Linked DNA regions of Homo sapiens: region 2 is linked to region 1. A link is an interaction called in ENCODE POLR2A ChIA-PET data of the cell type or tissue named here. Cell type or tissue: CD4-positive, alpha-beta T cell. All regions are shown on one strand.

Region 1 (8,000 bases):
GACTTTTTTGCCAAATAAAATCTAAACACTATAGGTATTTACTATCTATATTGGCCATACTATACACACACGCACACACACACACACACCCCCCACACCCACCCATCCATCAAACTTCAGAAAGTAAAGAACATTCAAAGAAAATATTCAAACGCATTTAGAATAATGGACAGTCCTGGCTGGGTGTGGTGGCTCACCCCCGCAATCCCAGCACTTGGGAGGCCGAGGCGGGTGGATCACCTGAGGTCCTCAGGAGATCAAGACCAGTCTGACCAACATGGCAAAACCCCATCTCTGCTAAAAATACAAAATTAGACGGGTTTGGTGGCGCATGCCTGTAATCCCAGCTACTTGGGAGGCTGAGGCAGGAGAATCGCTTGAACCTGGGAGGTGGAGGTTGCAATGAGCCAAGATCGTGCCACTGCACTCCAGCCTGGGTGACAGAGCAAGACTCTGTCAAAATAAATACATAAATAAATAAATAATGGACAGTCCTTCAAATTAAACTTAGTGTCTGGTGTATTAAGCATGGTCAAAGAAAAATAAGAATAAACAGCTTCAGGTAGAACTGTTGTCAGTTTTCAGTTTGCAAAGCTTCAGGTAGAACTGTTGTCATTTTTTAGTTTGCAAAGACCAGAAGAGGAAAAAAAATCTTGTCATGGAAACAGAACACAGCAGTCAGAGTGCTGGTTCCACAGTACTTGGGTTCAAATTCTACTCTACCACTTAGTAGATTCACTCACTAAGATGATCCCCATGAGGCCCCTGGCACAGGGTCTGGCATGCAGTAAGTGTTTTTTCTTTTGCTATGATCACATTACTATTCTGGACCAGCATCAGTCCAAGAGCTTTTATTTGGAAACCAGTGACTTGTCATTCTTTTTTGACCCAATAACCTTGACAGTGATTATTACTACCCTGATTTTATAGATTGCAAAGAGTAAAAAACAGGACTAAAGGAATTCACCCGCATATAACCCCTTACCTACATTGGTAAACAATGAAGCCAAGGCTTGAACCTGTATCTGTCTCCAAAAGAGCTTAAAGAGCTTTTTTTTTTTTTTTGAGATGGAGTCTCGCTCTTGTCCCCCAGGCTGGAGCACAGTAGCTGGATCTTGGCTCACTGCTACCTCCACCTCCTGGGTTCAAGCCATTCTCCTGCCTCAGCCTCCCAAGTAGCTGGGATTACAGGCTCCTACCACCACGCCCGGCTAATTTTCGTATTTTTAATAGAGACAGGGTTTCGCCATGCTGGCCAGGATGGTCTCGAACTCCTGACCTCAAGTGATCCACCCGCCTAGGCCTCCCAAAGTGCTGGGATTATAGGTGTTAGACACAGTGCCTGGCCTGCCTCCAAAAAGATCTTAATGCTGAAGCTACCATCATCACCTCTGTCTTCACAACTAAGAATAACCAATCTTCCCAGGAAATATGGCAACAAACTAAACATCTTAGCTGCCAAACAGAAACTAAAGGCAAGACATTACCCAGCTTCTTAAGAGAATGGAAAGCAAGTGATGGTACTCAGTCCTGGGATTCCTGGCTGTTTTTTGTTTGTTTTGACACGAAGTCTCACTCTCACCCAGGCTGGAGTGCAGTGGGGCGATCGCTGCTCACTGCAACCTCCACCTCCCAGATTCAAGTGATTCTTGTGCCTCAGCCTCCCAAGTAGCTGGGGCTATAGGTGTGCGCCACCACACCTGGCTAATTTTTTGTATTTTTAGTAGAGACAGGGTTTTACCATGTTGGCCAGGCTGGTCTCAAACTCCTGACCTCAGGTGATCTGCCTACCTCGGCCCCCCAGTGTGCTCGGATTACAGGCATGAGCCACTGCACCCACCTCTAGCTGTTTTCCAAGTCCTCAGCAGAATACAGGGTAACCTAGATACCTCGTCACTTTGTTTCTAATCCCCATCTACCCACTGCCAAATGGATTTTCCATAAACTTCACCTGCTTATAGAGCCACAACAGGGTGCAGACAACTGTGATGTCAGCCAATGTCACTCGTTCGCCCACCAGAAAAGTCCTCGTCTTCAAGTAAGCATCCAGCAGCCCCAGAATTCGCCTCACTTCCTCCTTTGCATTCTCAGTGGCCTAGTGATTCAACATGATAAAACTCATCAGTGGGTACCAATCCCTTTCCCTCACCTCCCCCATTAATAGAACTAAGAGGGCTATTTTCACCTAGAAGTCTGAGCTCACCCTCACTCTCTTTCAATGGAGGCAGATCCTAGGGTCATTCTAAATGTATTACAAACAATGAACTTCAGAGGTCCTCTGGTCCAGCCACCCCCTTACCATTTGGTATAATCTCTTCACAGCAGCAATCCCTCTTCTGATCACTCATGACAGACACTTCCTCCATCAACTGCCCACTGCTTCAAACTCGTACCCTAGAGATTACGTCTTCTCATTGCCTACATATCCTTGGCATCTTTTTTTCAACCTATTTTATTTCTTACTCCCAACACCCAGGAGCTGATGCCACCCCTGCCCCTGGCTTCTCTCAAAGTTCCAAGGCTCACCTGTTTGTTGTGGTGCATGATGCCCAAGGTGGGGAACACCCAGGTACTGGCTGGGGGCACTATATCGGAATCAGCAAAGCTCACCCACTGCACCACCTGGGCTGCTGCCTCTGGAGTACTTCCCCGCAGCTCCTCATTGCTCACTGCAGAGGCAGAACACGAAGGTCAGAACTCTGGGGGAATGCCAACACCAGTCCAGGTCCTGGAGAATTCCTTCATATCCACCCCCGCTCACACTTATCCTCTCCTACACCCTCACCTCCAAATTCTCCCATTCCCATATACCCCTGCAAATTACCATAGTAGGCAATGGCGTTGCTCTCAAACACACAGAATCCATCATCACCCTCAAATGCTGGGACCTGGGGACAAAGCAGTGAAAAGATAAGGTAAAACACACAAAATTTCTTCCTAACCAATACCAGGAGCCAAACTGCTTTGAAAATACTTATATAAGGCTGATGATTCTCACTATCCAAACTCTTGATACTCAAGAACCATAAATAAATACTTCAAGAACTTGGCCTCCTTTGCAATCTGAATTCACAATGTTAACTAGGAAGCCCAATAGATTTGAATATTACAGGATATTTGTATGAAATCTCTGGATCAAACAAGCAGAAGGCCAAAAGCAACTCCTGTATCAATGTCTGTATCAGTTAAAGTATTAGTGTGTGACCCAGACCCACACAGCACTTCATCTCCTCCATTCTTAGCATGTTTCTTCACCTATCTCTATAAACCCCTTGGGGTAAGAATTCTGCTCATAACAGATATCTGATATATTTGCACTGAAAATGCTTAGTCAAAACTCATTCTCTTTCCCACAAAGTAAACTCGTGAATTTTATAAAGTCACAGAATAGCTCTGTATTTTTTTTCACAACTACATGTAAATCTGTATTTATCTCAAAATAAAATCACCGAAATTGAATAAAACAACATGGGAAGCTCCCTTTTAGAGATGGGGGCCACCACCAGAGTGACAGAATCGCAGGGCCTTGGTTTCTCAGAACCGAAGGATGCTCCCCATCTCCCAACTCACCTTGCCGGCAGGAAATTTGCGGAGAAATTCAGGGGTGCGGTTGGTTTGGCCAAAATGGAAGTGGGGTGGTGCGGAGAGCACGCGGACCTGAGCCCCGCTGTACTGAGCAGCGATGAGAGCCTTGAAGGCCCTCCAGTTTTCAGGATACGTGTACAGGGTCTATGGGAGAAAGAGAGGGACAAAATTAATGAGTAGAAGGGTCCCAGTCCTTAATGCCACTCTCCAGGATGACTTTCCTGAATAATCCCAATGTATTCAACTCACCCTTTTACTTCCTCTGGTGAACCAAGTCCTTTAGTACTTGTCATATGTAATCAGAATCCTCCGAAATACCAAGAACAGAACTACACACCAACTGCTAAATAAAGCTTGTTGACAGATTTGACCTTCCCTAAGGACACCTCTGGAAGTATTCTCTTCCTCTCAAATCTATCTCCAAGAAATCCAGAACTTCTAGCTCCATCAGACTCCATCTGCCTACAAACATACTCTCCTCCCTTCCCGGAGCCCTCGCTTCATTCATTGATGGTTCCGAGCGCCTGCCTACTCTACTGCTCAGCTGCTCACCGCTTCAAAAGCATCGTCCTGTCTCTAAGGCACGCACGACGATCGAGAGATTTCTAGTTCCCCTCAGACTAGCCAGAGATAGGGGATGGCATGCCGTCTTCTTAAATCAACTCCTCTCTCTCAAAAAGCCTTTCTTTCCGTGTCGCGAATATCATCCCTCCGGTCCTGTCCCGCAGCGAGTTCCCCGGCGTTGGGCTTCTCTATTATGCCGGCCAGCGGAGTCCAATTGGTCTGACTTCACTGTCCGGAGAATCCTCTCGCTCCCAAACCTCCCTGAGAGACGACCTTTAACCGTGCCAGCCGGACCTGCCTACAAAGACCCTCCTCTTCAACCTGTCCCCTGTGTTACTCCACAAAACGGACACAGAAGTTCGTCAACCTGCCCAGATACCACGCCTCAAAGCGGCAACAGAGCCGAACCCCTTTCTCAGGCTTCGGACGGCCCAGACCCGGCATCTCTTTTCTCCTCTTCCCCAGACCCTTCCACCTCTGGCCTCCGAGAGCCCCAGCCTCAGTTCCCCTCCAGGCCCTAGGAACCCTACTCTCCAGCAGTACAGTCTGTAGACCCCCGAATCAGTTCCCCACTCAACCTCAGAACTCCTCTGGCGCCGACTGGCCCCACTCGGGCAAAGGATGGCGGTGGATAGGATGACCCGAACCACCAGAGCCAGCAAACTTACCCCAGCCGCCATGGTGATTCCGCAAAGAAAGGGGGTGGGGTTCTCGGCGCTGCCGCAAAGTAAGCCGCCCGGGAGAGAAGGGAGGGGGAAAGAGGAGAGCCGTGGAGAAACAGCAGCCGGAAAGCGAGGACGAAACAGAAGACATACGTACGACAGTTCGGTATCCAGTGGCGCTGAATTGGAAAAAGAACTGGGTGGGTGGGGCCTGCTGGCCAGCGCGGAAAAAGCTCGGGCCTGCGCATTGGAGCTCTTGACTGGCCCGCCCCCCAGGTGCAGCGGGCCAATCGGAGTCTAGACGTGGAGGTAGACAGCGTGGAGGGCGGGGAAGTTGTGAGAACCCGCTGGAAAAGCCGCGAGTTCTTGGCTACGTGGCGCGGTTGTTGGCCCGGCGCGGCCAGTGCTACTGGGGGCGTCCCTCTCTGGCCCTCCCAGGGACAAGTGACTTGATGGTAGATTTTGCCAAGCCCCTCACATGATTCTATGAAACTCATGGGAGCGAGGAACAGCTGCTGCGCGGAGGTGGCAGTGTGTGTGCTAAATCCCTTTAGTTCCTGCTCTGCTTTTCCTCCAGAAAGGGATGAGCGTCTAACAGGGGCCCCGGTCTGAACCCGCCTGCCAAAGTGAGGTTTGCTCACATCCAACCCCTGACAGCTCCAGGGTGCTGTTACTGCGAGCAGGGCACCGGCCCTCCGGCCCGAAGCAGGGCAGGGACATGAGGGAGAACGCGCCCTGTCCCTCCCACCTCCTCCGGACTCGGCCCCTGGAGGGGCTGACGCTGGAAGACCTGACATCGTCGCTTCTGATGTTCATGGCTTTTGACCCATGTTCAGGTTTGAAATCTCTTACCCAGTTTAAGAACGGGATGAACTCTCCTCGTTTAAAGGAGAGAATGAAGAACGCTGAACGCAAATCTCCGTCCTTGTGCGCATAAATCTGAGGCGACAGGAAGAATGTGGAGGCAAACCTGGCTCTTCTCAGTACTGCTGGAGCCACCCACCGCTCTGCCATTCAGGAACTCTGCGCGGGTGCCAGGTGCCACGCGCGGTGCTGCCCCCGCACTCCCCTCGAGCTGTGCGAACTGTAGGAAGGAGAAGCTGGTGGGGTGGAGAGCAACAGGGAGAGACCCATGTTCGGGGTCAGACGGGAGCAGCTGCAGGAAGTTCTGGGGGAGGGGAAGGGGGATTATGACCAGATGGAAATGAAAGGAAACGGGAGACTGTATTAATAAACTAGCAGCTTTATTGCCCTTCAGGGGCCATGTCTTCACTTGAGATGTCGAATTGCTTGAGGGAGGAAAACCTGTAAGAAATGATGGAGATCAGGGAACAGGCCTTGGGGATCCTGGAGCGGGGTCACAGTGAGCATTCGGTCAGCCGGGGAGACAGACGCCACAAAGCTCAGCAGGGGCTCAGTTTCTGGCCTCTCTTCGCCACCACTCAGTCCTTTCAGCTCCTGGGTGACCTGAGCCTCAGTCGCCAGCCACCCTGCTCTTGTGCCAGCGCCACCTCCAGCTCCCTCCTTGGTTTGCTGCTGCAAGCGTCTACGGGCTCGCCGCCGCCCTTGCCACACTCGGTGCCACAAGGCACAGCGCCAGCTCGCTGAGGAGGGCAGGGATGCCCCCTTCCCTGCCTCACCCTGAGACCATTCTTGGGCTGCCTCATGTCCCTTGGGCCCCCGCTCTGCCAGGGCTGCGTGGCTGGGCTGCCCCTCTTCTCCAGGGGCTCCATGCTTTCCAGTGGTCAGGGGCAGGTCCCCTGGCTGCCCAGGGCTCTGCATGGCCCAGTCCTGCACCATCTCTCCAACCTCTATAACCATCTCTTCTACCCTGTCTTCCCCACCGTCCCCTGCACATCCCTGCTGCTCCTCTTTCCCCTCCTCACAGCAGTTTTTCTGTCCATCTACTTTGAGTCTTTTGCTTGTCCCTCCCTGAGAGGACTCCCCAGTTCCACCTCCTTCTGACCGCGTTCTCTTGGTTGCCTGTTCTATATGGCACCCCAGTGCTTCCCTGAATACCTGCACCAGGGCAGCAGTGAGCTGGGTGAAGGGTGCAAGGGGTAAAGGGATCGGCGTAGCAGAGAGCAGGGAGCTGGGGGAGCTGGGCTGCAGAAGAGGGAGCAGCCCCCAGTCCCGACCCCGGGAGGAACGGCGCTGGTACTGGAGGCTTCGGCAGTAATTGGCTGCTGCTCGGCAGCAGTTCTGTAGGCGCCCAGCCACCCGGCTGGTCACATTGGCTGCGACATTGTGACTCAGGTCAAAAGGGTCCTGGAGATTCAGGGGGCCAAGGCGCAGACCCTCCCAGAGATTAGAAGGCAGGCCCCCTGCCACAGGCAGTGCCTGACCCTCCCGCAGGGACAGCAGGGAGCCACGAAGATCCCAACAAGATACACAGGAGAAGAACTGGGCTAGCAGGGAACCTGGAGGAGGAGGAAGAGTGGGGAAAGGGGGGTCACTTAGAGGCCAGAACTGATACAGGTCCTGCACCAGAGCCATTTCCTTAGCAGGACTTTTTCCCTTCCAAGGGGCTCAGCAGAGTCCCAGGAAGCTAGGCTTCTCTGATCCCTATAAACAAGAGGTCAAACCTCTCTCCCTGCCCCCACATGATGTCCTTGCCCAGATGCTGCTGCTCCTTGCTAGCCAGTGTAACCTTGGGCAAGTCACTTAATTGCTCCCAAACATGGTTTCTTCATCTGTAAAATGGCAGTAATAATATTAGGTATCTCACAGGCTTTCTGTGAGAACCATGCCTGGCACACAGTTAGTGTGATATATGTTACCTACTGTTGATGAACATCATTACTAGTCCTCTACCAGGCTCCCCAAACTCACTGAGGGGCTCCACATTTATGCTGGGCTCCAGTCTTGAGGCATCCCTGGGGAAACTGCAGTCCCAGCCATCGACTTCCACCTGTTCCCCCTCTCCTGTGAAAGTAAATAAGGTGAGAGTCAGTCTGGAAGCAAGGAGATTGAGGGTGGGGGTAGAGAGATCTCATTCACAGAGCTGCTTGGTGTATCTAAGTGTGATGAAGAAGAGAGAGGAAACTAACAAGATGGAGAGGGTGGAGGCTAGGCCGAGTACCTGCTTTCTGGGTGAGCTGGGACACAGTGGGCAACACAGGAGGGTCCCTGGTCTGAAGAAAATAGATCACCAGCAAGGTCAGGGCGTAGTTACTGAGAAGGGGGCCA
Region 2 (8,000 bases), 140 kb after region 1:
GCTGCTCTGCCACCTGGACGCCACCCCTGGCCATGGGATGCAGCAGCTGGTGGTTCCTGGAAAGAGAGGGTGAGGGAAAAGAGTGACTCCTTTCCCCAGGGAGGTGGGGACAAAACAGCTTACTGGACTGGCTTTGAGGAACGAGAGATAGCAGGATAGCAAAGTCATTGTTTCATATATATGGCCTTTCTCCAAATGATTGTGCCACTCTGCCAATTACCCCTTCCCTTTCCTCCACTGTGTTCCCTCCCGCCCAGTGCTAAATCTCCTCAGTGGAATTCCTTCTCCAGTCATTTGATGCTGGGACAAACCACCTTGATTCTCATTCACAGCTATATAACAAAGAATAAGCACCTTACGATTCTTAGAAAGAGCTTTACACACACGGTGATACTGAATCCACACTGCTAGGCAGCTGCACGGAGAGAATGTGCGACTTGCCTAAGGTCGCACGGCCTGACTCGAAACCAGTAGCCTTAGAGTAGCCACAATTGCTTCCCGAGTTTCTCCTCTCCGCCTCGAGCAGAGCTCGCTCACCGACACGGCTACACCCCACGCCCGGCGGAGCGCCCTGCAGCCAACCGCCGCTTCCCGCCAGTCCCCTCCAGCTCGGGGGTGGGCAAAGCGCCCGGAGCCCCTACCTAATCGTGCAACCATGGAAACCAGCCCGCCGGCTGCCACAGGGCTGCCGACTCACCAGCCTCGCGCGCTGCCAGGGCAACCGTGAGACGGGACTTCCGGCTCCCGGGGAAGTCCCGCCCCTCTCCGCCGGCCGCTTTTGTAGCCGTGGGAGGCGGGGCTTCAGCCCAGGGCGGGGTCCAGCACGGCGGGGCGGGGCGGGACGGGGCGGAGCCTTCCCGAGCTGCGAGGTCGCTGTCTCCTTGCGCTCGCCACTGGCTCTCTCTGCGGCAGGTTTCCCTCCGGTTACCGTGACCAAAGGGGAAAGACGCCTGCCTCCCTGCAGGCCCCAAGATGTGCCCCAGGGGATGCGCTGACTGCAGCCTCCGCTCGGCTCTCCCTTGAGACTGCAATCACAGCCCTCCGTGCACACCTTCACCACAGGCCATTTCACCCGCGAAGCGGCCGAGTGAGGCGGTCATCCAGCTGGCGCTGATTTTTATCGCCCACAGCTCCTAGGACCTGTAGGCATCTAAGGCGGGGGCATTCGCCTAGAGCATGTTGCAGTTTGCGGCAACCTGGGCCTCTTGCGTTGTTGCGCAGGCAGATTAGTGCCCTGTTCCCAGCGTGGTAGCATTGTGGACCTCCTCTGACCCTAACTGGATACACTCTCCCTCAGAGTCCCCACAGCACATTATCTAGACTAGCTTTTGGCAGTCTTCTATTTTGTAGACGTCTAATCACCCCAGATAAAGTCCTTCAGAGGCAAGGCCAGTGTTGTGTACATCTTTGCACACTGCTGCGGGCGTGGGAAGTAATCTATTCAAAATGAATGAAATTCTTAAAACCAATCCATCCCCCCGCCCCCTTCACGCCAGCCCACCTATTTCCAGTATATTTCTGCTGACTGTCCCCACAAGGGCCCCTACCTCCTCTTTGTCCGGTCCTTTGATCTGGTCTCCGCACACCTCTTTTTCCCCAGCTTCCTCCTTTTGGTCTACCTTTTCTGTAGACATCTTCCTGACGAGCCTCTGTTGACTCTGGATCTTCCACTGAGTCACTTGTGGCTAAAACGTGAAGTGGCGATCCAGACGCTGATACCTGTGGCGCATCACATTTTCCTGGATATGGAAAATGGAGGGTCCCTGGGAGAGAAACGAAGATTCAGGTGCTAAGTGCTGTGTCAGAGTAGAGGGAGGAAAGGAGGAGGGGGGCGACTGCCCAGCTGATGTCAGATTTTCAAATGAGCAGGGTCCCCCGCAGCCAGTACAGACTCCACTGCAGGGGCCGTCATAGGCCCAGACCACGCCATTTGAGAGGGGGAGTCGGCCTTGGCCTCAGCTCTGTTGGGGAGGTCTCTAGCCCAGAGTCAGGATGCCTGCAATGGGGGAGGGGCAGGCAGTGAACTAGCGACAGTGGGGGTGTGCGCAGGGATGCAGGCAGCTAGGCTCCCCCACTGGCCAGGCAGTTGGTATGCTCCAGGATCTGAGCAGCTCCTTCTAGCATCCTTCATCCTTCAGGTACCAGCCATCCAGACAGTGCTTGAGCTGCAGAAACTGAGACCAGACCTCTGGCCTGGCCCTCCCCAGGGGCCTCCTTTCGTATAGTCACTGCTTCTGCATCAGATACTTTCAGCTGCAACTCCCTACTGGGTGGGGCACCCATTTCAGGCAGAAGGTTTTGGTACCCTCCACTGACCCTACACCCAGGGCTGCTACTGCCGCTTGTGGCTTCAGGTAAGTAATGGCCTGTTTTTCTCCTGTTGGGGCTCACTGGAGCAGACAGGGGTGATGTGCCCTCCTCATCAGGGTTGGTTGAGGTCTTCAGAGCTGGGAACACACATGGTTTGAAGGGCTGAAAAGCCTTAAATCATTTGTGTAAGGTTTAATGATCTGTGGCCCAGGCCATGAGGGAGTTTGGGGAGCACCTCATCCCACCCTATTTTTTTCCATGAGGAATACAGGGATGAGACAGTCCACTGGAGGAGGAGGAGGAGGATAGGAGGGGAACAAAATATTGGGGTATGACCACAGCCTTGTAAAGGTTGGTGTGGAGTGAGCATGGAGGGGGGCCTCCAGCTGAGACTGTGCTCTGAGAGGTCCCTCTTTTTTCCAGGATGAAAGGTGAGACCCCGGTGAACAGCACTATGAGTATTGGGCAAGCACGCAAGATGGTGGAACAGCTTAAGATTGAAGCCAGCTTGTGTCGGATAAAGGTAGGTGGGACCCTGGCTGGCTCCCATTAGTTGGCCAGGCTGTGCTGTGCTGCAGGTTCCCAAAGCTCAAGATAAGAGATGCGTTCTTTCCTTCACTCCCTGAGGTCAGGGGAGGAGTCTGGGGCTCTGTAGAGAGAGCTGTCCCCAGGCCTCTGGGGGGGATGAGGGAGAAGACAAGTCGTAAGGAGCCCTGGAGATGGCAAAAGAGAACCCATTTGGGGAGGGAGGCTGCAGTCCCCTTCAGAGGTCCTGGCTAACAATACCCTTCCTGGCTGTGTCCCAGGTGTCCAAGGCAGCAGCAGACCTGATGACTTACTGTGATGCCCACGCCTGTGAGGATCCCCTCATCACCCCTGTGCCCACTTCGGAGAACCCCTTCCGGGAGAAGAAGTTCTTCTGTGCTCTCCTCTGAGCTCCCCTGTCCCTTCTCACAACTCCTCCCTTTTCCCTCTCCTGGGCCCTTCCTTAGGTCAGTAATTGTTGTGAGCCCCTTAGGCTCCTTGCATCCCATCCCTAACCCTTGCCTGACCATGTGAGGTTATCTGAAGCACAAGGCCCACCCTCACCTATCTGTCGACCCCATTTCCTACCACCTTTGTGGCCGACCCCAAGCACCCCAGAGATATGAGGCACCCTTTGCTCCACCCACAGCAGGGCCCCGTCAGACTCTGCCAGCGCGTCCTGCCCGCTTCCCTCGGTGACCTGCTCAGACAATGGAGAGGGATGGGCCAGGTTCTTGCTCTCAGTCTCACCTGGAGCTACTGGGAGGGTAAAGCCATTTGAAGAATAAAGTCATCCAGAGCCTCAGGACAGCTCCTGTGTTAGAATTCTTGGGGGGAGAGGATCATCAAGCAATAGATCTGCCATACCCAGGGAAAAGGGCCAATCAATGCAGGCTAGACATCGTCAAGGATCGGAGATCAGAGGGGTCGGGGGATGGCGGGCGCGAGAGAGCGTCCACAGTGTAAGAATTAAGTACAAAAGACGCTCAAGAGGCTGCGAAGAGCAAACACACACACACAAACGTGCAACGAAGCCAAGTTAAAAGGTAAACAGGCCGAAGAGGGGGGATTTAGGGGAGGGTGCGGGAGTGCAGTCGTACAGCAGAGGAACTCTTAGGAGGGTAGGGGCGGAGCTTGGCTTCAGTTACCGCGACTGGAGCCGATTTTATACCTAAGATGGCTGCGCCCACAGCCACTCCCATTCCAAGATGGCCGTACCAACATGGCAGCCCCCACGTCACGGAGTTTACCGTACAGGGCTTCTCTTAAAATGGCGGCCCCCAGGCAACCGGCGTTCTCAATATGGTCCCTTCCGCCCTCTTCTGGTCTCAAAATGGCTGCCCCTGCCCTAACCAAGCCGGGGCCCGCGCCCTGCAACCCCGAAATCTGGATTTCGGTGTCCTCCCGATTGAGTCGAAGGCACACGGGCGGCCATAACGAAGAATCACTAAACAAGGGGACCCCAGGAAGTACAGCGTGGCCGACGCTGGTCGCGTGGATCTTGCGAGGGAATCTAGGTTTCTACATTTTGCCAAGAAAGGAGAGGCTCCCTTTGGAGCGGAAATATTAGCGGCAGGGGGTTAACCCCCGACCCTGTCCGTCTCGGTGCACCGCTCCTCAGTTGCTTCCTGGTCTTCCCAGGAGCTGGATAAGCCTGAAGTTGCTCAGTTTGGGTTTCCTAGTAGAACTGGGGCTTGTTTTTGCTTTCATTTTCCCCTCAGGCCGATTCAGCCACAGCAGCCAGAAAGCAGTGGCCGCACCCCTAATGTGCCTTGCAAAAGTCCAGCATGCTGTCTGGGCAGGGACCAAACTTAAGGCTTAACATGTCATGGTCATCTCCAGGACTCAAACATGGCGGAGGTTTACGAACACCAGAATGCCTCCTAGAATCTTTTCCTTCCAAGGGTGCACAGAGGCGAGATGGGACCAGGGACAAGACAAAGAACGTAACAATCCCAGTACGTGTGCTCCTGCTAGAGGTCCCCTAAACTCAGGGACGCATCCTCCCCAGGAAAAGCCTAGGCTGGCTCCTGTTTTGTGCCTGGATATACTTCGGGAAGGGAGGCTGCTTTGAAATAGTAGGGACAGCTCATTACCTCCAGCTTCCAGGTATCTTTGCACAGAAGACAGCAAAGTGGATAAAGGAAACCAAAGGAAGAAAGGTTGTTATCACCAGCAACTGAACTTAGCCTCCTAAGGATATCTTCATGAATTCCAGGGACACCCAGTGAACTTGGGTCACCTTAAGGTGTCCCAAGCAACTTTTTACTGTTGATGGAACTTCTGAGCTCTAAGAAGTCCTGGAGATCTTCTAATTAATTCCCTCATCCTAGAGATGAAGAAACGGGAGAAGTTTGCCCTCCTGGAGTGGGACCCTACCCCCATTCTGTTGCGGAGGAGCCTCAGTTCCTTCTTGGCACGGTGAAAATTCCAGGAAGGATCAATCAGGTCAGGTCCGTTTTAATCCCTGTATCCTGATAATGGCACATATCAGGCACCCAAATACCCAATGAATAGATTGTACTGTACATGCTTAAATGGCAAATGTGGCATGGCAGGGACCAAGCACCTTGCCTCCCTCACCCCCACTGTATCACGGTGTTGGGCAAGTTCCAGGGGAGTAAGTGAAATTTTCCACAACAGCTCAGACATGGTTAAATAAAAAAAAAAAAAATTAGAGTGTTTAATAAATGTAACCTTGATTTTTAAGAAAGCCTCTTTTTGGCCGGCCGGGCGTGGTGGCTCATGCCTGTAATCCCAGCACTTTGGGAGGCCGAGGCGGGCGGATCATCTGAGGTCAGGAGTTCGAGACCAGCCTGGCCAACCCGGTGAAAACTGTCTCTACTAAAAATACAAAAATTAGCCGGTGTGGTGGCGGGTACCTGTAATCCCAGCTACTTGGGAGGCTGAGGTAGGAGAATCACTTGAACCCGGGAGGCAGAGGTTGCGGTGAGCCGAGATTGTGCCACTGCACTCCAGCCTGGGCAACAAGAGCGAAACTCCGTCTCAAAACAAAACGAAACAAAACAAAGCGCCTCTCTTCAATTTTTCTGCACACTCAATGTTCCTACCCATCAGATTATAACTGCGTGGCTACAGCGCTAGGTGGGAAAATGGGGTTTAAGCAGTAACTAGAGACCAGGCATGAGCTATGATTAACCACTTTAAAAAATGATTAATTAGCTCTAACAGCAACTTAAATGTCCTAAAGAATAGATGGCTACCAAAATTAAGGGTGGCCTTCAGGGTACAAAACTGTAAACCCGGGTATCTGAATCCGTGTCACATACAGAGGGTAGGAATTAGAGCAGTATCTACATCAATACTACTACTCCTTCAGAACACTGGATGTCATGAGCCTGTGGTATCTCAGCTTTAAGACCCTGACCATTTATTAGAAACTGCCGTTAGGATCATTTCAGTGCTAATAATGCAATGGTGGCTGGGAGCGGAGGCTCACACCTGTAATCCCAGCACTTTGGGAGGCTGAGGCAGGCAGATCACGAGGTCAGGAGTTCAAGACCAGCCTGGCCAATATGGTGAAACCCTGTCTCTACTAGGAAAAAAAAAAAAAAAAAATTAGCTGGGCCTGGTGGCACACATGTGTAGTCCCAGCTACTCGGGAGGCTGAAGCAGAAAAATCGCTCGAACCCAGGAGGCGGAAGTTGCAGTGAGCCGAGAGCGTGCCACTGCACTCCAGCCTGGGTAACAGAGCGAGGCTCTGTCAAAAAAAAAAAATAAAAATAAAAATAAAAAATAAAAAAGCAATGGCGCTGTTGTAAATTTAATTTACCGTCTCGTTCTCCAGATTCACTGGAAAATAACCCCCATCAAACTTCTGTTGAATGAGTGGGCTTTCCCCCTAGCAGTAATTATTCATGAATATACTTATTTGGCTCCACAATGTACATTTAACTTCAAGCATCCAACTAGTTTTTGCATAGGCCAAATACAGAGGTCGTGAGTTATAATTTATTTTCCTATACTTCAATGGCTCGACTCTTGGCCTAAGCAAGCACTAAATAGACTAATAACTACCCACCCATGTCAACTGACTGCATGGCTGGCTCCCAAGTGAAGGCATGGTAGAATAGGGAGGGAACGGCAGCCACCATGCAAGAGGAGAGTCCTCCTTGGTTGGAGCCCATGCGACCTGAGAAAGAGGCATTAAAAAATGAATAAATAACCCAGTGACACCCTCCGCCCCAGTCAGTGCAGCCACAGGAGATAGGGTGAATTCAATCCAAATGGTTATTTATTCTAAAACTGGAAGCTACTTTGCCTACATTTTCGCCAGAATGGTGTAATGAGAACAGGGGAGGAAAAAGTTACAGATGTAAACAATGACACAGTTACATTTTTTTTTTAAATGGTAAAACCCCTTTTTACTGGCCACTTCCAAGAATGCTTTACAGGTTGTGCAAAAACATTTACAGGCTCCATGTGGTGTTTTTCTCACAAGCTTTCCTGTCTACAACTACAACAGACGTCTGATAAAACACTAAACAAGTCTTCTAAGGAAAACAAGGCTAGGGATTCCTCTGGTTACCATAATCCACATTTTCCCCCTTAACATAGTTTTTCATAATAAAAAGACAGAAACAAAACCCGGACATCTACTGTTGTTGCAAATGATCTCTTGGACTAAACCAACAAGGATGTGGCAGTTTCACTTTCCACCCACCTAGAAAAACAGTTTTGTAAAAAAGATTACTTTCTAGTGTCAAATATCAACAGCGAGTACCTCCCCTAACCCCTGCTGGAAAAAAACTCAACTTGATTTAGTTTAGTCCCCTTGCCCCTAAGGGCCCTAGCATCCCCATCCATGTCACAGACTACAAGAAAGATGCTATTTGCAGGACTAAACATCTGAAAAGGGGTGGCAGCCACTGCCTCAGGAAATTCAATTTTCTATTATAACATAATCTTGCCCTAAGGGAATTTCTTTGGGCTCCAGTTTTTACCTCCTTGCCTTGACATTATAAGCAAAGCTTTCTCAAACTCCCTTAATAATAATACAAAGTTAATGTGTTACAGAAAAATTCATGCAATCACTCCACTGCCACACAGAAATCCATTTGAGGACACCGCAGGGAAGCAGGTGCCAAGAGAAAGGACATGACTATGAGTAAGCAAACTTATCTCCTACCAGCCCCATTCCAGCC

The links. Peaks named below come from ENCODE experiments on the same cell type or tissue, not always from the same donor. Only the 100,000 strongest peaks of a DNase experiment are listed, where the experiment ranks them.
Region 2: POLR2A ChIA-PET joins it to region 1 with 17 read pairs; 22 of 35 experiments call an interaction of 5 or more read pairs at or near these places.

Annotation. Positions count from the first base shown.
Region 1 is chr11:62,569,014-62,577,013 of GRCh38, forward strand. EEF1G (eukaryotic translation elongation factor 1 gamma) reads right to left here and starts at 4,878. Exons shown (of 10, transcript NM_001404.5): 1 at 4,818-4,878; 2 at 3,571-3,729; 3 at 2,825-2,888; 4 at 2,527-2,669; 5 at 1,952-2,095. The coding sequence starts at 4,829. It overlaps TUT1 (terminal uridylyl transferase 1, U6 snRNA-specific), which reads right to left. Exons shown (of 9, transcript NM_022830.3): 7 at 7,894-8,000; 8 at 7,644-7,736; 9 at 6,039-7,231. The coding sequence ends at 6,081. RefSeq lists enhancers at 4,847-5,046, 5,002-5,963, 5,747-5,806, 5,964-6,925. In CD4-positive, alpha-beta T cell, no CTCF peak of the experiment used is centred here; DNase peaks (open chromatin) are centred at 4,178, 4,998, 5,831 and 6,393; H3K4me3 peaks cover 2,690 bases; H3K27ac peaks cover 1,859 bases.
Region 2 is chr11:62,705,562-62,713,561 of GRCh38, forward strand. It overlaps BSCL2 (BSCL2 lipid droplet biogenesis associated, seipin), which reads right to left and starts at 1,863. Exons shown (of 11, transcript NM_001122955.4): 1 at 1,548-1,863; 2 at 1-56. The coding sequence starts at 1,634. It overlaps GNG3 (G protein subunit gamma 3), which reads left to right and starts at 2,115. Exons shown (of 3, transcript NM_012202.5): 1 at 2,115-2,354; 2 at 2,734-2,833; 3 at 3,117-3,640. The coding sequence starts at 2,735. The coding sequence ends at 3,245. HNRNPUL2 (heterogeneous nuclear ribonucleoprotein U like 2) reads right to left here. Exons shown (of 14, transcript NM_001079559.3): 14 at 7,069-8,000. It overlaps HNRNPUL2-BSCL2 (HNRNPUL2-BSCL2 readthrough (NMD candidate)), which reads right to left. Exons shown (of 24, transcript NR_037946.1): 14 at 1,548-1,763; 15 at 1-56. RefSeq lists a silencer at 567-906 and enhancers at 574-1,247, 2,567-3,766, 3,897-4,536. In CD4-positive, alpha-beta T cell, no CTCF peak of the experiment used is centred here; DNase peaks (open chromatin) are centred at 740, 1,980, 3,510, 4,070 and 2 weaker places; H3K4me3 peaks cover 3,276 bases; H3K27ac peaks cover 3,477 bases.